2 separate regions of the Homo sapiens genome follow, and region 2 is linked to region 1. A link is a loop called in an ENCODE intact Hi-C map of the cell type or tissue named here. Cell type or tissue: IMR-90. All regions are shown on one strand. Links, peaks and the distances in the headings refer to the core of each region. The heading gives the core; the rest is flanking DNA.

Evidence for each region. A loop is a pair of places that touch in the nucleus more often than their neighbours do. Peaks named below come from ENCODE experiments on the same cell type or tissue, not always from the same donor. Only the 100,000 strongest peaks of a DNase experiment are listed, where the experiment ranks them.
Region 2: it touches region 1 in a loop (4-fold over the local background); 3 of 110 quality-filtered maps call a loop at or near these places.

The regions. Positions count from the first base shown.
Region 1 is chr12:89,446,596-89,459,079 of GRCh38, reverse strand. All of the region lies in intron 9 of POC1B-DUSP6 (POC1B-DUSP6 readthrough), which reads left to right. All of the region lies in intron 10 of POC1B (POC1 centriolar protein B), which reads left to right. It overlaps LOC105369889 (a long non-coding RNA gene), which reads right to left. Exons shown (of 4, transcript NR_189732.1): 3 at 7,439-7,553; 4 at 6,925-7,023. Among named protein-coding and RNA genes, the nearest start is that of GALNT4, 72 kb to the left of the region's middle. In IMR-90, for the core only: no CTCF peak of the experiment used is centred there; DNase peaks (open chromatin) are centred at 5,289, 6,949 and 7,959; H3K27ac peaks cover 3,824 bases.
Region 2 is chr12:89,186,515-89,198,998 of GRCh38, reverse strand. No RefSeq gene overlaps it. Among named protein-coding and RNA genes, the nearest start is that of DUSP6, 160 kb to the left of the region's middle. In IMR-90, for the core only: no CTCF peak of the experiment used is centred there; a DNase peak (open chromatin) is centred at 6,378; H3K27ac peaks cover 614 bases.

The sequences.
Region 1 (12,484 bases), core at 2,810-10,809:
TACTTCTAGTCTTCTCATTAGAAGCTGTAAGAAAAACAGCACTGCCGTTGGTTAATCTCTTTTGATGGATTATCCATAAATTAAGAAGTATTTCTAATACTTACAATTTTGTTGATAGAAATTACATATATAAAATTTATTTATTCAGTGTTTTCAAAATTTTCAAAGATTAAGAATTTTAGCCTTTCCATTTAGGATTCTGCTAATTCTTTCCAAGGCAAATCACTGCCACAGTTGATCCTGCTAGTCAGTGCAAAACTAATCGTAAGAACAAATGGGAAGAACAGCGTGGTCTTTGACGACACTACTGCTATGATGTCAGTTTAGTTAAATATTTTGGGTACATTTTTAATTTGTAGCCAAAATAAAACCCTGACATTATGACATTACAAATTCTCTAATAGATCTCAAGAATAGTATTTATTGTAGAGGAATTCTACAGAGGACTAGTCCATTTTGAGTCTATCTTGTACCAGAAACCATTCTAATTATTCAAGGGTCCTTTCAGTGTTAATCCCATAGCAGAGAAGCCTCCTAGATCTCTCATTAGGAGTTTCAGTGACAAAAACGAAGTGAGGGTAACCAATGAGCTGATGGTTAAAGGGAATTCCAAGAATCACTGGTGACCACTAGGACTTCAAATCGATCTGTGTTCTTGTTTCTTACAGTATTCATGTTTATAACTCTAGCAGCATTGCTGCATTAATAATTTAAGAAATTAAAAATTAATGGGATGTCTACAACTTGCCACAGTGCTTGGCTTATAGTAGGTGTTCAGTACGTTTATGTTCAATGAATTACTCCAAATGCATGTTGTAGAAATTTACAAAATCTGATGAGTTAGGTTTTCCCCCTGTAGCGAGAAGGAGCAAACAGGAGGTTTATGAGATGTGCTGCCTCCTTGTGAGGTAGTCAGTAGACTAAAATTGCACATTTCTGGCCTAGAAAATATCATAGATCATTAAAAATCTTTGGTCCACCTTTTGAGACTCACTGTCTCTCCCAGTACCCTTCAAGTTTTGCAAAGCCTCATTACGTGAGGAATCCAGACAGTTTTGACAGACAGTGCTATTGAGGTGGGCATAACTGCCTCTTAGCAAGGGACAGCAGGATGTCCCTTGTAGTATAGATTGTACATATCTATTGTAGATCATATGTGTCTGTTGTAGTATACATCTATAATACAGGACCATAACTCGAGGAATATATGGGGTATGTGGGACTTTGAGAAGACAGTTCTGTATAACAAACACATGACATTTAATAGCTGTGCTACAAAACAGAATAATAAAATGGAAGAGTAAAATTATTATCCACAAAGGATAATATTAGGTTGAATTATATGAAATTGTCATTTTGTAGGCAAAAACAGTCTAATATCAATGACTTCACATGGTTTCACCCAATATATACGCATTAAAAGGAAGACTCCACTAGTATATAAAAATCCAGCAAACAAACAAACAAACAAAACACAGGAAAACAAAATCTTGTTTGCTATAAATTGGTTTGAGATTATGCTAATAAACTCCCATCTAGGTAGATTGTAATCTGGGACATAGCTGCTTGCTGCCAAGCAAGGTATAAGGACTTTATTTTAATAGTGCATTCTGAAGACATAGATTCTCATAAAGTAGTTAGACTTTTTAAAAGAATATCTCCAAAGGGCTTTTCTTTAAATTTTCAATGTGTATCTCTTTCTTTTAGTTCAATGATAGATAATTGGTTAGAAAACTAAAATAAAATTACTTTTTCAACTATTTACCTTTCCATTAATATAGTGGTAAATAAGCCTTAATTATAGTCTCCTCCCTACACTGACAGTTTCTCTTTTGCTTCTGCACAACAAATCAGACATAATTGTAAAGGGGATTTATTTCTGCTTTGGCATGAAGCACAATTGCATTCAATATTTTTGTGTGTACTTTGCATGTGATTGTAATTTAAAAACCTGGAGAAATACTGGAAGCCAAAAAAAGTAGTGTTTAAAGGTAATTTTTGTTATTGTTATTGTAGTTACTGTTTCTTTTGAGGGTTGATTTGTTTGGTTTTTGTAGATTGGACATTTCCTTAAAAATTCATTTCATCAAGGTAGGACATAAAAAAGATGTCTCTTTAAACCTTAATTTGTAAAATTTCTTAGTAGCATAAAAGAAGTTTGTTATGGTGTAAGAAATAGTTGGCCTCTATTTCTACTTTCACTTGATTTAATATTATATTCAGGAAGATTTGTAGATCGAAGTGTACTGATATCTGTGCTCTGATGTCTTCTCACTACAGAGAAGAAATTGTGGCATACAGTCTTTAACAGGTGGTATCTTTGTGGCTTGCACTTGTGTCTCTAATGCCAAGCAGGAAATTTGATACAATATTGTGGATCAAAATAAGCTGTTACTAATCTCTATTTTTAAAGCTTTATTGTTAAAAAAAAAAGTTTCTGTAAAGGAATATACTGGTGGCCATATAAACATAGTTTTAAAATATTGTTCTCAAATTCCTTACTCTTTATTCTTTTTATATTGTCACTTATATACTAATTTTCTAAAGATTATTTAGTTCAAGATTCCATTTGAGTCTTTTAATGTTTTCATGTTGTAGTTAGAACTAGACCAGGATTCTATCATCAAAATTATGGTAGGGCATTTATCATTAGCATTGACATGTGGTGTGGCTACACGGGATGTCCCACTCCTCTCTTCTAAAAAGACAAACAAGATACGAATTTGTTTCCTGTATCCTAATATAAAGAGTTTTAAACTGGTTGGGCACAGTGGCTCACACCTGTAATCCTAGCACTTTGGAAGGCCAAGGCGGGTGGATCACCTGAGGTCAGGGGTTCCGGACTAGCCTGGCCAATGTGACAAAACCCCTCCTCTACTAAAACTACAAAAATTAGCCGGGCGTGGTGGTGTGCGCTTATAATTCCAGCTACTTGGGAGGCTGAGGCAGGAGAACTGCTTGAACCCAGGAGGTGGAGGTTGCAGTGAGCCGAGATTGTGCTACTGCACTCCAGCCTGGGAGACTCCATCCATCTCAACAACAACAACAACAACAACAACAACAACAACAACAAAAAAGAGTTTTAAACTAACTGTAAATAAAATTTATCTTAAAAGACTCTAGGGTTATTACTTTTTTTATCTTTAGGAAAATTCTTAAATTCTGATGTATTAGTTTTATTGTTTGTCTTATAAATGAACAAAATGAAGTTGGTAATCTTGCTGTTGTTCCTTTGATTATCAAAATACTGGACTCTTCTCAGAGAGTTGACACTGTGTTCTCATCTTCATCCTGGCAACTGTGCATAATATGAACATAATGCAGAATATGTGTATGCCTTTCTTTAGAAGTAGGGATATTATTTCTTTCAAGTCAAATTAATTTACAATAAACATGCAGTTATGTTATAGAAAAAAATCCAAGGGTCTACAGTCTTTTGATATTCTATCAATCAAAATAGTTGAAGATGTCCTACATGAAGGCATTACATGAGATGCTGAGGGAGATACCAAGCTGGCTGCCTGACCTCAAGAAACAAACAACCTAGCCAGACAGAAGTAACTGAGGAAGAAGAAATCAGTGTTGGTTTCAGAACATTAGATGTCAAGTATACATAAATGTCAGTGAAAGATTGTTATTGGGCAGTATTCAGAGGAAATCATTAATGGGCTGCAGTAAGCTAGAGGACTTCTCTAGAAGAAAACCTTTGACCAGTTCTTTTTTTCTTTTTTCTTTTCTTTTTTGAGACAAGGTCTCTCACTCTGTCACCCAGGCTGAAGTGCAGTGGCACTGTCTCGGCTCACTGCAGCCTCCAGTTCCTGGGTTCAAGTGATTCTCCTGCCTCAGCTTCCTGAGTAGCTCGGATTACAGGCTCCTGCCATCATGCCCAGCTAATTTTTGTATTTTTTAGTACAGACAGGGTTTCACCATGTTGGCCAAGCTGGTCTCGAACTCCTGACCTCAAGTGATCCACCCACCTCGGCCTCTCAAAGTGCTGAGATTATAGGCATGAGCCACCGTGCCTGGAGGGAAAGCGAGGTATAAGTAGTTGCTTCAGAAGAAATCAAACACATATGAACCATGGTAATAAAAATGCATCAGTCTAGTTTAGAATCTTTAAGTTGCCTAAGTCAACTGACAGCAGATGTGGTGGGATCCAGGAAGGATGCCTACTCACACATACATGTCTCTGAATAAGTATTTATTAACTTACTATTCTTGGCTTTAGAGAATGTGAAGAAACAAAAATACCTGCTCCAGAGAAGCCTACATTCTACATTCCAGTCAGAGAGAGGCAATTCACAGATCTAAAAAATAAACTGTATATAGTACAGGGAATGCAAAGGTGAAAAAGGCACTGAAGGCAGAGAGGAAAAGATAGGTAGAGGGCTGCCATTTTAGCTAGTATGGCCAGGACAAGAGTCACGTGACAGGGGTGGCATTTGAGTAAAGAGCTGAAGGAGTGAAGGGAGCAAGTCATGGCTATCTGGGAAGGGCTCTCCAGGAGAGTGGGAGCAGTGATAGATGGAAGGCCAGATTGCAGGTGACATAGGAGCCACTGGGGGGTTTCCTGCAGAGGAGGGACATGACGTGACTTGTGTCTTAACAGGTTCACTCTGCCTGCTGTAAGAGGACAGGCTGGGGATGTTGATGGGGGTGGACAAAGAGACTAATTAGGAAGCTAATGAAATACTCAGACGGGAGGCAATACTGGCTTGACCCAGGGAGGTAGCAGAGGAGGTGGTGATAAGCGATCGGATTCTGGGTGTATTTTGAAGGCAGAGCCAAGAGGATTTCCTGACAGAGTGAATGTCAGCTGTGGGATTCCCTATCTCCCTTCCCCAGGGACAGTAAGATGTAGCCTTGAGTAATCTCAGGATAGCTGAGAATATCTCCTGGCTCTGCATCATTTTGGCAGAGGGGCTGATGAGAGAAAAAGAATCGTGGTTTTCCTGTGTTCTGTTCTAGGATCAGAAAAGTGATCGGCTGAATCAGTGCAAGAGATACTCTGCCATTTCCATGACTTTGGGAAGCACACTCCCTTCCTAAATGTCATTTAGATTTTTATTTTCTAGCAAAGTGCATTGGATTCTCTTTCAGAAAGTTTTTTTGCATCAGCCTATTTTTAGGAAGAAAAAGGTTATACACTTTCATGGAGATTGTCATATGGTGTATACTATCTGAAAAATATTAACGTGCTGACAAAATATATGGACACACAAAGAATAAACTTGCAGACACAGAGAGAATATTTCCATGAATGTTGTGGCAACAGTTCATCCTGGTTACTAGACAACATTGAGTAACTAGTTCAGAGTTATTTCAGTTCCTAACTGCTTATATAAGCAAAGATTTGGAAAGACTAAAAGAACACAGTGTATGTGAACTTCAGTGTCTTAAAACTAAAACTTACAACTTTGAAAGTGTAAAATGGTCATACGCAATGTAAAGTTTTTAAACTTTGCAGCAGTTTATATGGTGGCATTTGATTTGTCAGTTTAGGGCATATGACTTCTGAAACTAGGTGTATTTATCTATAACTTTGTGGCTGCTTCCTAAGCATTAGGAAACAGACATTTGTATGGTATCTTTAAGTGCTGGTTTAGTGGCTCTGCGGTATGTTTCTCCTGTCCCTGCTCTAAGGGTATGAAAGGAAATGAACTTAGGCATTTATAGGATCCAGGTCTCTGGACTCCCTAGCTGGTGCCTCCCTCAATTTATCTTCCTTTAAGAGTTAAGAGACTTTTTATCTTAACTGCAAATGATAGTAAATGTCAAGTGGATACAGTAATTTTTTATTCGGTAACTCAAGAAGTTAAATGTTAAGCCCTAAGATGCTTAATTGGAGTAAAAGAGGAATTTTTATAAGGTTTGAGAAACAATTTAAAAACATTCCCCTTCGAAATTAAGTGACGTAATTAAATTGTCAAAGACATTTAAAAAACAGAACATACATGATAACTAACAAGTAAATGAGGAAAAACACAACATTTTCAAAGATCTCTTGCCATTTAGAAACAGAAAACACATTAATATTTTTTCAGATACAATCTTTAAAATAGAGAAAGGAGAGAAAATATTAGAGACTGGAAAGAGACTATTTGCAAATTAGTTGGATCCTTGCTTTTGAAGTACTTCATGACCCATATGTTATAAAAACTGCTAACAGTTGCGAATGTGATGGCTGACCTTTTAAAAAAAATTGATTTGGGATTGTAAAAAAATAAATAAAACAACTAAAATGCTAAAGTGTTTTAGTTTGTTAAAGGAACGTGGTTTATTTTTTTTTCAAGATAGATAATCTGTATAGCTGTAAAGTTTACTAACAGTATCACCGTAATAAAAGATTAACAGTGAAAGCCAGAGGCTTCTTTTCCCCCCCTTCAAATAAAATATGCTTTTTAATAAAAATAGTAATAATCACTAAGTCCCAATTTTTTTAAGATATACTGACAAATATGCTAATTTGACCTTCTTTCTCTTTAAGTTTCAAAGTCACAAGGAAAGAAAACATATTAATGAATTTACCAAAAATTTGATACTCTTAAAGTTTTTAAAAATAGTCCTAGTTAAAGAATACTTTATGCAGTGAAACTTGTCCTTACTCCTATTGACAAACGTGATTTGGGACTTGAACTCTGCCGTATAAAATGTGAAGACAGAAAAAAAAAAGGAAAATTTACAAAAGGATTTATAAATCATGCTATTTGGGAGCCCAATAAATACTTTTTAGAATTTCCTTTAGAAAATTAGCACGTTTCTGGGAACTGGAGGTGTTCCAGGTATTATTTCTGCCTTCCAACTTGCTGAGATACTGTATTTCTAAACTGTGACGCCCCGGACTACTGCAGTAATACCGACTGTCCCGGGCCTGGGAATCTAAGCTGCATCCCCAGTTCCCACAGCTGAGACCGAGGCATGCTGAAAATGCCCGACAGCTCTCAGCCCACACATCCAGTAACAACTGGTTCCTTCCTCTTCCTGTGGAAGAGAAACATCCTCTGAGATGAGAAGAAATGCACCCTGAGGAATGCAAGAACAGCAGTGAGCTTTTCACACAGGAAATTACTACCGTAGCTCCCTGAAAAGTGCTTGTCTCCTGGACTGTCAGCCCATAATGAGCTTCCTGCTGACCTATAGGATGGTTTACTACGGAGCTAAATGCCATTTGTGGGGCTGTTGGAGCTTCACGGAAAATAGTGAACTTAGCTTTCAACTGTTCTGCACATCTATACCCATCTGGTTTTGAGTTATTTGGTGCTGCATAGATAGTGAAGCTATTGGCTTTGCTCCTTTATTTTGCCACTTGACAGTTAATTATTTGGTGAAAGTAGTCAGCAAGTCTGCTAACACATATTTTTCAGTCAGTTCTTCCTGCTTTATGCTGTCACACTATGTAAAACATATTATTAGGGCTTCTAAAGATTTAGAACCTTACCATCTCAGTGAACTGGTTATTAAGGCCCAGTGCTGGTCCCGGCCTAGTTCTTTCCATGTCTTTCAATTTCTTTGCTTTTACTTTCTGAGATTGTCAGGCCACACAATCATATATCCTGAAACATAAATAAAATTATGTTGCTTTCAGCCAACCAACCAACCAACTCATCACTTAAATGTCAAATTGACTTCAATTGACTTTTGCAATGGAAGATTTTTTTTAGTGTAATTTGATTTTCTATTTTTTGTGTTAATTCCTAGAGTATTTTGTTTTTCTTTTACTCAGGATCATGATGGCCACTACAAAGCTCATATTTTATATCATATGTACTTTTTAACCTACTTTCCAAATCACTACAGAATTTTGGTGGGCCTTAGTATTTATGGTGGCAACATTCTCATACTTTTTATGTATCTATTTGGATTATTTTTCTGAAGCACATAGAGTTGTTTGTTTTAAGTTGAAGGGGAGATAGAGAAGGAATGCCAGGCATTTCCTTTTCCTTTTCAGAATGTCTTTTTAATGAACATTCCTCTTTCCTCCTTGTGAACAAACCATCTCAGCTCTCAGCAAGGGAACTCTTGAGTGTCTAGTTTCTAATAATCCAATCTCTTGCCTTTGTTCCCCAACTCTAGGGAGCTAGTTTCATACATTTAATATCTCTGCTTACCTCAGAGCTCCCTTTTAGCATTTACAGACTTAGAAATCTGTTTAACCAGTTCCCTATATTAAATTCTCTCTGTTAAAATAATGGCTGTACTTTGTTTTTCTGCTGAACCCTGAGTGATACATAGTAAATCATCCTAAAGAAATAATAAGATATACATACAAAGATTTCTATTCAAGGATGCCTATTCCAATACTGTTTGTAATAACAACATCAACATGACAAAAACCTTTAAAGGTTTTCTATTTATTTTTAATTATTTAAAATGTTAAAAGCCTTAAAACAGCTTAATAAGCAAAAGATGTTATCAAGTTTATTTCATTTTTTAGTGACTTGTGAGTTTTGACGTGTTCATGATTGCTGTTTATTTGTATTTCTGAAGATTGTGTATTTGTGTACTTTGCCCATTTTCCTATTGTTCATTTTAAAATTGATCCTTAGGTAATTTTAATTAAGAAGATTGACCTTGGGCAGGGCGCGGTGGCTCACACCTGTAATCCCAACACTTTGGGAGGCCGAGGCAGGCAAATCACAAGATCAGGAGTTTGAGACCAGCCTGGCCAACATGGCGAAACCCTGTCTCTACTAAAAATATAAAAGTTAGCTGGGCATGGTGGTGGCTGCCTGTAATCCCAGCTACTTGAGAAACTAAAGCAGGAGAATTGCTTGAACCCTAGAGGCATAGGTTGCAGTGAGCCAAGATCGTGCCACTGCACTCCAGCCCAGGCGACAGTGCAAGACTCCATCTCAAAAAAAAAAAAAGAAGAAGATTTACCTCTTGCCATGTGCTACAAATATGTTTTCCTTTTTTCTCATTTCTCCTTGAATTTAGTTTCTGATTTTTGATAGGTTTAGCTGCATTACCTTTTTTAAAACTATTTTTTGTTGTTGTTTGGATTCTATGCAAAGAAATTCCCTCATCAATCCCCAAACATCTTAGCTACTCTTCTTGAGGTTTTATTTTTAATGATAAAACCTTAAAATCCATATGTATTAATTTAGGTATGAGGTACAGATTTATAGTTAACAAAGTACCCTCAATTTGTATTGTTTCACTGATTTGAATAACCTTCTTTAAACATTAAATTCATATGAACTTGTGTCTCTTTGGAGACTTTCTCTTCTGTCTTATTGCTCTGTTCTTGATCTATTTGTTCTTGATCCATTATCTGTTTGTTCTTGATCCATTATCATACCTTTTTAATCATTGTAGATTTAGAATATTTCTTTAAAATATTATATAATGTACAGTTTTTTCCTTCAAAACTTTCCTGGATGTTCTTGCCTATTACTTATCCATATGAATTTTAAAATTATTCTGTTTCAAAAAACCATCCCATTGGAATGTCGATTGCCATTGCACTAGATTTATAAAATAATTTGAGAATTGCCAACTTGCCAATTTGAGTTGCTTGTCTAGGAATGTAGTATTATATTTAGGGAATTGTTTCCCCTTTTTTCTTTCATTTATTTATTGTTTAATTGACATAAAATTGTATGTATTTCTTATGTATAACATGATGTTTTAAAGTATATATACATGTGGAATGGTTAAATGTAACTAATTTACAAATGTGTTACCTCAGTGTTTCAGTAAATCAATTTAGGAGCATTCTCATTTACATGCCTGTGGTTCCCATAAAAATAGCCACCATTTTTCACATACTACTAAACATTTTACTACTAAGCATGCATGTAGATTCTCACATTCCACAAATTAGCCTTAAAGGGGTAAGGTAACTTCCTCACAGACACACAGCAAGGAAATGATGGGGGCAAGCAAGGCTCCGATTAAACAACCTCAGAGGACAGACTGAACACCAGCACCAACCTGCCTTCCAGATGTTTAGACACACAGATCAGATGCCTTGCCACTTTGAATCCTGGTTTTAGCTTCCTTGTGGTCAGTATGATTTAACTTAAGTAAATGTTTTTTCACCATAATATAGTAGCCAAGGAGACCTGATGTATATCTCTGGTTGTGGGGAAAAAAACGGAAAGTACTGAGGACCTCCAGTTTGGGAGCAGGTGGAGAAATAGGCCCTTGAGTCAACCAATGTTTGTAAGTAACTGGTTGTGAAGGCTACTTTGGGAATTTAAGCATTGCCTATTCCTACTTGCCAAGTACATAAATCCTTGGCACACACCAGACTTCATCACACACAAGTCCTTAACTTAGTGTTAGAATGCTCATCAGGAAGAATTGTGTTTAAGACACACTTGTCTCTTACTGTTTATCCAGAAGGTGTGCCATATGGCATGCTCATCATAGGTTGTTCAAGCCTAATTGTGTGGATATAGCTTCCTGATATGAATAATTATTTGATCTGTCATGTCTTTAACTCTCTTTCATAATGATGTAATGGCTTTACCTCCCTTGGCAGGGCTTTGTTACTATTCACTGATTGCTCTCCCCAGGTTCTCACTTCTGCCCTGTCACTAATTTTCAGTTTTTGTCTGTCTGTTGAGAAAGGATATTCTCAGCAGTAGGAACTGTGTATGCAGAAATTTCCTTTGATGGTGTTATTGCCGTTCTGGTGTGTGCAGGTATTATTTTATTTTGGAATAGATGAGAACATCAGTTTTTATCAAATTTAGTTAGGGTGATTTTTATAAAGTGAATCCTATTTTAAATTGGCCTTTTGTTGCTGTTGTGTGGTTGGCTGGTTGGGTTTTGTTTGTTTTGTTGTTTTTTAAAATGGAGATGAGGTCTCGCCATGTTGTCCAGGTTTGTCTTGAACTCCTGAGTTCAAGCCATCCTCCAGCTTCAGCCTCCCAAAGGACTGAGATTACAGGCATGAACCACCATGCCCATCCTGACTTTTATTTTTAAACACAGCTATGCTTTCCTGGTAAATATCCTCAGTTAGTTGGGTTGGAAATCTTGGGGGCAAGGCTCAAAAGAAAGCCCAAGTCCGTGATACAAACTGTGTGGCTGTAGGCAGAATCCAGGCTATGTCTTCCAGTTTCTCTCTCTCTCTCTCTCTTAGTGTTCCTCAGGTCATGCGTTATCTATAGTTCCAGGAGGTCCAGTCGCTCCATGTTCAGGGCTCCTCAGACTCAGTTTGCCTCTCTTGGACTGATTATATCATAGAGCTGTATGTGTTACAGTATTAACACCTTGTCCCCATAGGTGGAACTTTCATAGGAATTTTGCTATTTACTTGGACACTTCTGCTTGAAGCTTTAGGTTCGTAAAATGAATTTGTGCCATACTTGGTCCATTCTCAAAGGTTGATAATATATAAAATAAATTTATTTTAAATGACATCTAGCATCAGGTAAAGTACCATGCTGAGTAAATATTATTCTTAATTCAGAACTATGCATTCTGGGGATAGCAATTTAATGAAATTTCAAGATGATAAATATTTAAAATAATTCCTTATTTTAAATAGAACTGGAAATGCATCATTAAGCTGAAGCAAAAACAATTGTATGCTTTGGAAAATCAGTTGAAATTTGAAGAATTTGACTAAGAAATATGCTCTCTCAGATTTGTACTTTTAGAAAATTTTGTGTACTTTTTGTACAGTTCCGTACACAGTAAAATTACTGAAAAAATTCAAGATATGTACACTTTTAGAAATTACTTTGTTCTTTCCTTTTCTAGAAATCACTTACATATTTCAATGTTCCGTGAATTATATATATAATAAACATATGACTGTCTTACATTTTGGGCACTGTGTATCAAAAGATCACATGAGAAACTTCAAACATGTCATATTATTTTTTTAAGTTACCATTTTTTAAATTGAGTATATTGATAAGTTTACCAAATAGTTACAATTGAGAAAAATAATTTTGATTTTAAAATAAACTATTGCTCACCTTAAATGTATTGAAAACTTTTGATTTAGAGAGCAGCAGTTTTCTCTAAGACGTTTTATTATTAATATTTAGTTAAGTGTTAAGATCTATTCATTTATCCTACAAAGTGCTATGACTATTTTTATGTATTTATTCATCAAGGAAAATGACAGTCACGGAGTTTATATCCCAAACTATGAGTATGTTTGTGAATATGTTTTGTTTATTTTTACTTTTTGCCTTGGTACCCTTTCCAGGCACTTCTCCCGGCAACAGTGGCATTGCTTCTGCCTGTCATATGTTTTTTGCAATTGAGCTCTTCCATTATGTTTCCCTATAACAACCTATTTCATGCACATGTTCTAGCTGTTTCATCCAGCAATTAATTTATATAATCTTTCCTATAGGTTTTTAGTCAAAATGTTTTTCTTTTTTTTTTTTAATTACACTTTAAGTTTGTTACATATGTACATGTGCCATGTTGGTGTGCTGCACCCATTAACTCGTCATTTACATTAGGTATATCTCCTAATGCTATCCCTCCCCACTTCCCCATCCCACGACAA
Region 2 (12,484 bases), core at 2,270-10,269, 260 kb after region 1:
CATGCCCGGCTAATTTTTTGTATTTTTATTAGAGATGGGGTTTCACCATGTTTGTTAGGCTGGTTTTGAACTCCTGACCTCAGATAATCCACCCGCCTCAGCCTCCCAAAGTGCTGGGATTACAGGCTTGAGCCACCGCACCTGGCCGGCTTTTTTTTCTTTGGAAGAAATGTCACCTAAGGAGGAGTTAGCATTTAAGAATATATCTTCCTTTAAGAGGTCACTTTTTACAGAAACTCACTCCCACTTAGTAATTTAGAAAGAAACAATTGCAATCATTATAAATATTCACTTAAAATATTCAATAAATAACAGTGACTGAAGTTGGTAGACTGCATGATAGATTTGTCGCAGGAATAGAAGGTTCCTTTACAGAGTTTCACACTAGATTACATAGAAAGGCAGGTCAGGATGTTCCCAAGAGTGATTCCATATGCTTGATTTCTGTGAGAGACAATTGGCTTCTCTATTAGTCCATTGTCATATTGCTATAAAGAAATACCTGAGAAACAGGTAATTTTTAAAGAAAAGAGGCTTAATTGGCTTATGGTTCTGCCGGCTGTCCAGAAAGCATGATGACATCTGCTTGGCTTCTGGAGAGGCCTCAGGAAACTTAAAATTATGGCACAAAAGGTGAAGGGGGAGCAGGCATGTCACATGGACAGAGCAGGAGCAAGAGATTGGGGGGAGGTGCCACACACTTTTAAATGACCAGATCTCACAAGAACTCATTCATTATCGAGAGGACAGCACCAAGAGGGTGGTGCTAAACCATTCATGAGAAATCCTCCCCCATGATCCAATCACCTCCCACCAGGCCCCACCTCCAACATTGGGGGTTACAATTCAACATGAAATTTGGGCAGGGACATGCATCCAAACTGTATCAGCTTCTTTCTGCTCCTCTCATCCCTAACCCCTCCTTTATGGCTCATAATGGAGATTGGTTTCAGTTGGTCTACAGGTCCTTCACACCTGATGGATCCACCCTCTTCTCTTTTTTCTACTAAACTTTGTTCAGACCCTCTGTCTAATTAATTACTCCATCAGTTTCCTTAAGGGACTCCCTGCCTTCAGGTCTTTCCCCATTTAATGTATTCTCTGCAGCGCAGCCAGAATGCTCTTTCTGAAATACAAATATGATCACATCTCTCTCTGGCTTTAAACTTTTTACTGACACCTCAAGTCCTATAGGATCAAGTCCAAAGTGTTTAGCATGGTTTACAATCCGTAGTCAATCTACTTCCCCAGACATATCTCCAGCCATTCCTATCTACACACTCATACTCTACATACCCAGCTGTTCCAGAGGCTGCCATTGTTGCTGACAGACCGTGGATCTTTTTCTTTGCATATAGTTTAAGCCTTTCAACTATTCTACTTTAAACTTAATTGTCATTTTAAATACATGAACATATATTAATTATACAGACCATACTACAAGCCTGTCTTTGCTCTGCCCTCATGGCAAAGTGTGATATTCTCCAGAGGCAACTATATTCATTCACCTCTTAGATATTTCTGGTGTTTCTCTTTATCTATCTGTCTGTCTGTCTATCTATCCGTCCATCCTATCCTACCTATCATCTATCATTTCTCTTATTTTTAAATCTTAGACGTGCATCAAAATACTAATGTGGAAAGTTAGAATTTGGCTTCTTTGACCCCTCTTTCTACAGCATTGGTTTAGCCTCTGAACTGGGTACCAGTTTTACGTGTCTCCTCAGTTTCTCCTGGTGCTGTCCATTTCCCAGATAGTGCTGCTCCTCCCAGGAGATAACCAGTCATTTGTCCTGGGAATGTTGGGCCCTTGTTCTTGGCTGCTAGTAGCACAGCTGGGCCAGCTAATTTAATGACCCAAATTTCAGGCTCATGCTACCACATCTAGACTCAAATGAAGCTCCAATCCTCGGTACACGAGATTCAGCATCCCGACTGGATGTGGAGGGGCCAGATGACCCACCTTAGAAAAGAGGGAGGTCTCTGTGGGTGAACTTTGGCCAGTGAGAGGACAGCATGTAACATACAACCTTTATTGTTTCCCATTCTTTTTGCTTTGCTTCATTTCTTCTTTTCTCTCATTGACTTGGGTTTGTACTTCTCCAATAAAGCCTCCACACTTTAATCATTTTATTAGGCCCTATTTTTTTTTTAAAGTACTCAAGGTTAAGATGCTTTCCCTCCTGGGTATGTGTATATGTGTTACAATTTTTGGTTAATTCAAAAATCAGAACTTAAATGATCATGATGATATATATGCTACATATCCCAGCAAAACCAGTAAGCATGATTTTAAATTTGTTTCCTAAAACTTTGGTGTTTTTGGAGTTTAAGATTGCATGGATTTTTTTTGTGCATTTATGTCCTATGCCAGTAAAGAAATTTTCTCAAAGTACAAAAGTACTCTTAATGTGGCCAAAAGTGTTAGGTAATATAACAGTTTTTCTTCAGTCTTTGACATTCCTGCTGTAGTCTTGTGTTCTCTCATTCCAATTTTAACTGGTTGTTCCTTAGACCTGATATTCAATACTATCCTTTAAATTCTTTTTGTATCTTTCCTCTGTGTTATCTATTTCCCAAATCCAATACCTTCCTTCTTCTTGGTTTGCTATGTCATGTTGATAAAGCATATCCTCCAGTAGCTTTCTGAGATAAGGTGTATGGGTAGGCAATATTTAAAAAACCTTAAACATCTGAGAAGCTCTTTATTTAACCTTCATATTTAAGTGATAGTTTATTTGAATATAGAATTTTTTGATCGAAATAAATTCTTACCAGAATTTTAAAGGCACTGTGCATTTCCCTGCCTCACCCCAGTATATTGCATCGTTACTGAGAAATTTAATGCCAATCTAATCCCAAGTTCTTTGTGTATTACCAGTTATTTTCTCACAGGAATTTTTAGTGCCTTTAAAAAAATCTCTAACATTCTGCATTTCATAATGTTGTGTATTGGTGTGGGTCTTATTTAACAACAGAACATCAGGTGCCAATTTTTAACTCAGGTCCATAAGTTTTAAGAAAAAATTTAAAATTATCTCTTTAATTATTTTCTGCTATCTATTTTCTTGATTATTTATTTCACCCCTAAATGTCTTGGTTATGTTTGTGCATTCTTCCATGCTCTGGGGATATAGCAGTGAACACAATTAACACAAAGATGAAAAACATCATGCCCTCATGTACATTCTGATCTCATGTACATTCTGATAGTAGAGATAGATAAATAAGTGAAACAAAAGTCTGTTAGGTAATGATAAGTGCTATGGAAAAAAATAAGGGCAACAAGGAGGTTATAATATGGTGTGTATATGTGCATGTGTGTGTGTGTGTGTGTGTGTGTGTGTTGTGGGGGAGGAGGAAGGGAGGGAGAGAGAGAGAGAGAGAAAAAGCGAGAGAGAGAGAGCGAGAGAGAGAGAGCAATTTAAAAAATGGTGGCCAGAAGAGGCTTCACTGAGAAAGTGAGGTGTGAGTAAAGACTACAGAAAGTGAGTTAGCTGTTAGATATCTGGGGGGAAAGCTTTCCAGGCAGAAGAAACATCTCAAACTACAGATGCATTTAAGGAACAGTGAAGAAGCCAGTGGGACTCTAGTGAAGGAAGCAAATGGGACACTTGAGGGGATGAGGTTAGGTTAAAAGCAACTAGGGCTCAGATTGTGTTAAAACCTTGGGTAGTAAAAGAACCATTGGACAATTTTGAGCAGAGGGGTAACCTGATCTGACTTGTATCTTAGTGGCTAGTGTGTTGAAAATAGTCTGAAGCAGTGCAAAGGTAGAAGCAAGGGTGCCATTTAGAAAGCTGTTGCAGGAAAGTAAAAGAGAAGTAATAGGTGACTTGTATCAGGTTAGTGGCAGTGAGGATTGGGGGATGTGGTGGAATTCTGATATAGTTTGCCTGTGTCCCCACCAAAATCACATCTCGAATTGTATCTCCCATAATTCCCATTGTTGTGGGAGGGACCTGGTGGGAGATAATTGAATCATGGAAGCGATTTCCCCCATGCTGTTCTCATGGTAGTGAATAAGTCTCATGAGATCTGGTGGATTTATAACGAGAAACCTCTTTCACTTGGCTCTCACTTTCTCTTTGCCTGCTGCCATCCATGTAAGACGTGACTTGCTCCTTCTTGCCATCCACCATGATTGTGAGGCTTCTCCAGCCACGTGAAACTGTATGTCCAATGAAATCTTTTTCATTTGTAAATTGCTCCATCTCAGATATGTCTTCATCAGCAGTGTGAAAATGCACTAATACAAACTCTTTGTATGTTATGAAGATATAGAGTTGTCATGATTTGTTAACAGATCATATCTAGGGTGTGAGATAACAAGGAAGAAGTGATAACATCAAAGTTTTGACTCAATTCTTAGAAAAAAGGAGTTGCCAAAAACTGGAAAAGGGAGAGAAGTACAGAGGAGAAAGTTTTTATTTTGGCAGGGGATTGTGGAGTGTTGGGGAAGGAGGGAGGAAGGTAAGTTAGAAGTTTGGAATTTGGCATTAGAAGCATGAGATGCTCTTAACACAACTAAATAGAGATGTAAATTGGCAGTTTGACATTTAAGTCTGCATGTTCAGGGGAGGCATGAAGGCTGGAATTGTAAAAGTGGAAGCCAACAGCATACAGGTGGTCTATATGACCATGAGGCTAGACAACATAGCTCAGGAGGAGGAGTGCAGATTATAGAGAGAAGAGATCTGAGGGCTATGCTTGGAGTAGACTGCCTACATTTAGAGATCAGGGAGACATGTAAGAAACAACAAAAGAGATAAGAGGAAATAGGCAGAAAAGTAGGAGGAAAAGCAGGCATATGTGGAGTTCCACCAGCCAAGCAAAGAAAGTTTTCCAAGGAGGAGGGAATAATCTGTTCTGTCAAGTGCTACTGAGATGCAAGGTAACATGAAGACTGAGAAATGACCTTTTTATTGGTGATCAGGATAAGAACAATTTTGGTGGACTGGTGGGGGTGAAAATCAGATTGGTATGGGTTAAGAGAGGGGAGGGAAGGAATTTGAAATAGTGGGTAGAGACAACTCTTTTAAGGAGTTTTGCTAAAACAGGAGAAACAAATAGGATTGTAGCTAGAGCTCTATTCTGTATTTTAGGAATTCCTATTATTTAGATGTTGAATATTCTGAATCGATTGCCTTATTTTCTTTCTTTTCTTTTCTGTTTTTCATATTCCTGTTCTGTTTTCTGGAAGATACCTTGATTTTATCTTAAAACCCTTCCTTTGATTTTTTTCCTGCTATCATTTAATTTTGAGAGCTAATCTATTCTCTAATTGTTCATTTTTAATATGAACTGTGAGCTCTGTTTGTCCTTGTTCCTCATTTATCATAGATTCCTTTGAAGTATCTGAAAACTGATATTTTAAAACTAGTAATAGAGCTTTTCAATTTTGTTCTAGTTAGCTTCCCCCAATGCAAATTATTAAATGATATTTAAGATATACAAAATGATATAAAGGATAATACAACAAATTCCGTGTGCTTAAAATACAACATTTTAAAACTTTGGTCTCCCAGGTTTGTTTTGTAAATATAGTATCTTCCCATCTTCCTAAAGGCATTTATTAAAGTTTATTTTTCCCTGAAGCTTTTTTTCTGCTTACTGCATTGATCTCTATTTCTTCTGAGTCCAATTCACTCTCCTGCTTTGTTCTGTTTGCTTTAGTCTGTGTTTTGTGTTAAAAGACTTCCTCAGATATTTGGAGGATGGATGCTTATCCATGCCTAGTTAAGAGTGAGGCTCTAAAAAGCTCATTTGTAGCTTTGTGTGCCTGGGCAGCACTGGCTGGCTGCCACCCTTCAATAGGCTGAACCTCAGCTCTTTCCTCATGAGACCTCCAAATGCCAGTTTCTGTAGATCTCTTCTCAACCATTCTGTTCTCTCGGAGGAGAATCTTACAGTTTCCTGCCTAGGGATACAATTCTAGACTTGGAAAAGAGGCCGAAGGAGCCTCACTATCCAAGATGTATATTTTCATTAATCTCCCATCTCCAATATGGCACCTTGGCCCTGCCCTTAGCTGTACTTGGGGTTTGAGTCAAGGCCTCAGGTTAAGATTTAGCTTCTCTTGGGAGTAAACCTCCTGTCTTCTGCATAAAGTTGAAGAGGGACAGTCTCCTGGTGCTACAAGCTGGGGGAAGTAGTGGGAGGCATCGAAAGCTCCGTGTAGGTTTTTAACTAGTTCTGTTCTCAGCTCCTTCATCAGCTGTAGGTCTCTGCCTTCCTCCCTCTGCTGAGCCACTCACCACTCTTGTGGCGTATTTCCATCGATGACTTCCTCATCTTTCTTTTTGTTCTGTTGGTTTTAAAGATGGGGCTTAAATATTTACTTTATGTAATTTTAAAGGAGTGACTCAGAAGTAAATATGTATGGTCAGTGCTCCAATGTTTACTTGTGATGCCACTTACTCACCATTACCCAGTTCAGATGTGACCTTCCCTGAGAAGATGTCCCCAGATAGAGAGAGCTTATTCTTCCTTGGAGCTCTGATACCACTCATGTGGTAAATAAGTCTCTTACATTAGCCATTACTTTGTCTCTTTATTGGACTCTAAGCCCTTGGAGGGCAAGGACGATTACTTATTCATTCTTTATTTTATTTTTATTTTTTAATTGACAAAAGTATATATATATATATACTTATCTTTACAACACGTTGTTTTGAATACACTGTGGAATGTATACATCGTGGAATGTACCCATCATGGAACAGCTGAATCCAGCTAATTAACATCTTCATTATTTCACATACTTATTTCTTTTGTGTGTGCTGAGAAAAATTAAAACTACTTTCTCAGCAATATTAAAAAATAGAATACATTGTTACTAACTGTACTCACCATGTTGTACAGTAGACCTCTTAAACTTATTCCTCTTACTGAACTGAAATTTTGTATCTTTGATCAACATTTCCCCAACTCCCTGCCTTCACCTCCAGCACCTGGTAACCACCATTCCACTCTCTACTCGTACCAGTTCAACTTTTTTAGATTCCACATACAGGTTAGACCATGCAGTATTTGTTTTTCTGTGCTTGGCTTATTTCACTTAATATAATGTCCTCCATGTTCATCCATGTTGTCACAAGACAGGATTTCCTTCTTTTTTAAGGCTAAATGATATTTCATTGTGTATATATACCACATTTTCTTTATCCATTTATCCATTGATGGACATTTAGGTTGATTCCCTATCTTAGCTATTGTGAATAATGCTGCAATGAACATGGAAGTGCAGATGTCTCTTCAACATGCTGATTTCCTTTCCTTTGGGTATACAGTATATCCAGTAATGGGACTGCTGGGTCATATGGCAGTTTTGTTTTTAACTATTTTTTCTTTTTTTTTGAGATGGAATCTCATTCTGTCACCCAGGCTGGAGTGCAGTGGCCTGATCTCAATTCACTCACTACCACCTTGGCCACTTGGGCTCAAGTGATCCTCCTACCTCAGCCTGCTGAGGACCAGAGAACATAGGCACGCAAGGTGTTACTATGTTGCCCAGACTGGTCTGCCACTCCTGGGCTCTCAAAGTGCCAGTACTACAGGCATGAGGCACTGCATCTGTCCTATATATATTTTTTTGAGGGAACTCTACACTGTTTCCCATAATAATTGTACTAAGTTACATTCCCACCAACAATGTTCAAGGGTTCTCTTTTTTCCACATCCTCTCCAACCCTTGTTATATTTCATGTTTTTGATAATAGCCATTCTAACTTGCATTTCTCTGATGATTAGTGATGTTAATTTTTTTATATACTCTTAGCCATTTGCATGTTTTCTTTTAAGAAATGTCTATTCAGATCCTTTACTTATTTTTAAGGCAGTTGTTTTCTACTATTGAGTTGTCTGAGTTCCTTATATATTTTGAATTGTTTGTAAATATTCTCTCTATTTCTTAGTTTTTCTCTTCACTCTGTTGATTGTTTCCTTTGCTATTTGGTTTGATGTAATCCTGTTTATCTCTTTTTGCATTTGTTGCCTCTACTTTTGAGTTTATATATATATATATATATATATATATATATATATATATATATATATATGTAAAATCATCACCGAGACCAATATCATGGAACTGTCCCCTTACTTTTTGTTCCAGTAGTTCTACAGTTTCAGGTCTTATGTTTAAGTCTTTAGCCAATTTTAAGTTGAGTTTTGTACATGGTGTGAAATAAAGGTCTAATTTTTTTCATCTGCATGTAAATATCTAGTTTTCCTAGTACCTTTTATTGAAGAGACTGTCCTTTCCCCATTGTGTATTCTTGGTGCCTTTGTCAAAAAGCAATTGACTGTAAATACATGGATATATCTATGGACTCTGTTTTGTTCCTTATTTATGTGTCTGTTTTTATACCAGTACCATGCTGTTTAGATTACTATAGCTTTACAATGTATTTTGAAATCAGGTACTGTGATGCCTCCAGCTTTGTTCTTTTTGCTCAAGATTGCTTTGGCTATTCTGGTCTTTTGTGGTTCATGCAAAATGTAGGATTGTTTTTTCTATTTTCAGGAAAAATGACATTGTAATTTTGATAAGGATTACTTTGAATTTCTAGATTACTTTGGGATGTATGAAAATTTAACAATTTATGCGCATAGAATGTCTTTCCATCTATTTGTATCTTCTTCAATTTCTTTCATCAATGTTTTATGGTTTTCTGTACAGGCTTTTCACCTCCTTGGTTAAATTTATTTCTAAGCATTTTATTATTATTGTTATTTGATAGCTCCCATAAATGGGATTGTTTTCTTGATTTCTTTTTTTCTGGAAAGTTTGATGTTAATGTACAGGAATGCTACTGATTTTGTATGTTGATTTTATATCCTTTACTGAAATTTGTTTACTGAATTTTACTGAAATTTACTGAATTTGTTTATTGGTTCTAACAGTTTTTTGGTAGAGCCTTTAGAGTTTTCTATATACAAAATCATGTTTTCTGCAAACAAGGACAATTTACATTTTTTCTTTACCATTTGGAGTATTTAGTTTTTTTCTTTTCCTATTTACTTTGGCTAAAACTCCCAGTACTGTGTTGAATAGAAGTGCTGAGAGTGGGCATTCTTTTCTTGTTGCTTATCATAAAATAAAAACTTCCAGCTTTTCACCATAGAGTATACTGTTAGCTGGGGTTTTGTTTGTTTCATTTGTTGTGTTGATGTACATTTCTTTTATACATAATGTATTGAGGATTTTTTTTCTCATGAAATGATGTTGAATTTTGCCAAGTGCTTTTTTGTCATCTATTGAGATGATCATACATTTTTTGTCCTTTATTATGTTAATATGATGTATCACATTTATAAATTTGCATACGTTGAACCATCCTTGCATTCCTGGGACAAATTGCACTTGATCATGCTGAATGATCCTTTTAAGGTGCTGTTGAATTTGGTTTGCTAGTATTTGGTTGAGGATTTTTGCACCTATGTTTTTCAGGAATACTGTCCCATAATTTTCTTTTTTTCTAATGTCCTTGTCTGGATTTGCTATCAGGGTAATGGTGCCTCATAAAATGAGTTTGGAAGTATTTCTTCTTCTTCTATCTTTTGGAAGAGTGTAAAAAGGATTAGTATTAGTTCTTTAAATGTTTGGTAGAATTCAATAGTGAAGTTATCAGGTTCTGGGCTTTTCGTTGATGGGAGACTTTTTACTGCTGACTCAATCTTCTTACTTGTTAATAGTATTTTTTAGATTTCCTATTTCTTCATGATTCAGTCTTGGTAAGTTGTATGTGTCTAGGAACTTACCCATTTTTTTCTAGATTATTCAATTTGTTGGCATATAATTATTTATGGTAGACTCTTATGACTCTTTGTATTTCTGTGGTATCAGTTGTAATGTCTCCTCTTTCATTTCTGATTTTACTTATTTGAGTCTTCTCTCTTTTTTTCCTAATTAGTCTAGTAAGGGTTTGTTGATTTTGTTTATCTTTTCAGAAAACACACCCTTAGTTTCGTTGATCTTTTCTATTGTTTTTCTAGTCACTATTTCATTTATTTCTGCTCTGATCTTTATTATTTTCTTTCTTCTGCTAACTTTGGGCTTAGTTTGTTCTTGTTTTTCTAGTTCCTTGAAGTGTAACATTAGGTCGTTTATTTGAGATTTTTCTTCTTTTTTGATGTAGGAGTTTATTGCTATAAACTTGTGTTTTAGAAGTGCTTTTACTACATCCCATAAATTTTGGAATGTTGTGCTTCCATTTTTGTTTGTCTCAACATATTTTTTAACTTTCCATTTAATTTCTTTGTTGATCCATTGGTTATTTGGGAGCATGTTGTTTAATTGCCATGCATTTGTGAATTTTCTGAAATTCCTCCTGTTGATTTCTAGTTTTATACCATTGTGGTCAGAAAAGATAACTTGATATGATTTCAATTTTCTTAAGTTTGCTAAGACTTATTTTGTGATCTAACATATGATCTATCCTAGAGAATGCTCCATGTGGACTTGAGAAGAATGTGTATTCTGCTGCTGTTGGATAGAATGTTCTCTATATGTCTGTTAGGTTCATTTGAGCTAAGGTGTTTAAGTCAATTAAAAAAAATTAAACCTGTTCATTGCTAAAAGTGGGGTATTGAAGTCCCCTACTGTTCTTCCCCTACCCCTGAAGTCCCCTATCCCTTCAGATATATTAATATTTCCTTTATATATTTAGATGTTCTGATGTGGAATGCACATGCATTTACAATTATCTCATGAAGAATTGATCCCTCTGTCATTACATGAGGATTTTTTTTTTTTTTTTTTTTTGAGACAGTCTTGCTCTGTCGCCCAGGCTGGAGTGCAGTGGCACGATCTCGGCTCACTGCAACCTCCGCCTCCCAGGTTCAAGTAATTCTCTGCCTCAGTCTCCAGAGTAGCTGGGATTACAGGTGATTGCCACCACTTCCAGCTGATTTTTGTATCTTCAGTAGAGATGGGGTTTCATCATCTTGGCCAGGCTGGTCTTGAACTCCTTACCTCGTGATCCACTCGCCTCAGGCTCCCAAAGTGCTGGGATTACAAGTGTGAGCCACTGCGCCCGGCCACATAAGGACTGTCTTTGTCTCATTTTATCGTTTTTGACTTAAAGTTTATTTTACCTGATATAAATATAGTTACTCCTGCTCTCTTTTGGTTTCCATTTACATGGAATATCTTCCTCTATTTTTACTCATTCTTAAATCTCTAAAGCTGGCCATAGTGTTGGATGAAGACATATCTGCAAAAGTTACCAGTTAGGCTTGTTTGTAACTATCTGGGGGAGGTTATAAGGGCAACATGGTGCAAGAGTGGATAAGTAACATTTTATCATGGAAAAAATTGTTCTATTGCTTAATAGATCTGTGATGCTAAGCAAGTTATTTTTCTTTAGGCCCAGTTTCCCCAGAATTGTGACTGTAATAGTGCCTACCACATAAGGTTTATGGGGGAGAATTGAGCACTTTATTTTTTTCTTTTTCTTTTTTTTAAACCTTTTACTATGATTATTTTCAAACATACAAAAAAGTAGAAAGACTAGCACCATGAACCCCAGGTAATAATTACCTAACTCAACAATGATCAACATTTTGCTGTGCTTGTTTTATCCATCTGTCCCTCTTTTATCTTTGATGCATTTTAAAGGTAAATTTGGACATCATATCATTTCAACAATAAGCACTTCTGTATATATCTCTAATCATGGTATTATTAGCACCCTAACCCTAACTGAATTAACAGTTTTTTTATTTTTTTTATTTTTTGGAGACGGACTGTTACTCTGTCGCCCAGGCTGGAGTGCAGTGGTGCAATCTTGGCTTACTGCAACCTCTGCCTCCTGGGTTCAAGCTACTCTCCTCCCTCAACCTCCAAGTTGGGATTACAGGCATGTGCCACCACACTTGGCTAATTTTTGTATTTTTTTTTAGTAGAGATGGGGTTTCATCATGTTGGCCAGTCTGGTCTCAAACTCCTGACCTCAAGTGATCCACCCATCATGGCCTCCCAAAGTGCTGGGATTCATGCTAAATTGAGCCTAGAGACTAATGGGGAAATTGTCTTTAAGTAAAACTCTAAATATAAAATTGGAAAGAAGGGGGCATTTTGAGAGAGATATATTATCAGGAATGGGGATGGAGGCATGTTGGTAATTTAAATTAGGATATGAGAAAACTTTTCTTATGAATGGATTTTTAAGCTGAGGTATGATGACTAAATAGAACTTTTCAAAGTGAATATTGAGGGGAATAACATTCTGGAACATTAGGGGCAGGGAACACTTGGTGGTGAGTTGGACGGCTCTAAAGTCTAGATAGTAGGTGTTTGTTAGAAGAGAATGGCTGAATATGAGGCTGCAGAAGCCAGTGATGACCAGAAACACACACAGCCTTTGGGAGCATATTAATGGTGTTCTGTGTTATTCTAAGGGTTATGAGGAATCATTGAATGATCTCATCACAGAAATAATTCTATTTGTGTTTAAAAAAAGATTGCATAGGCTACGAG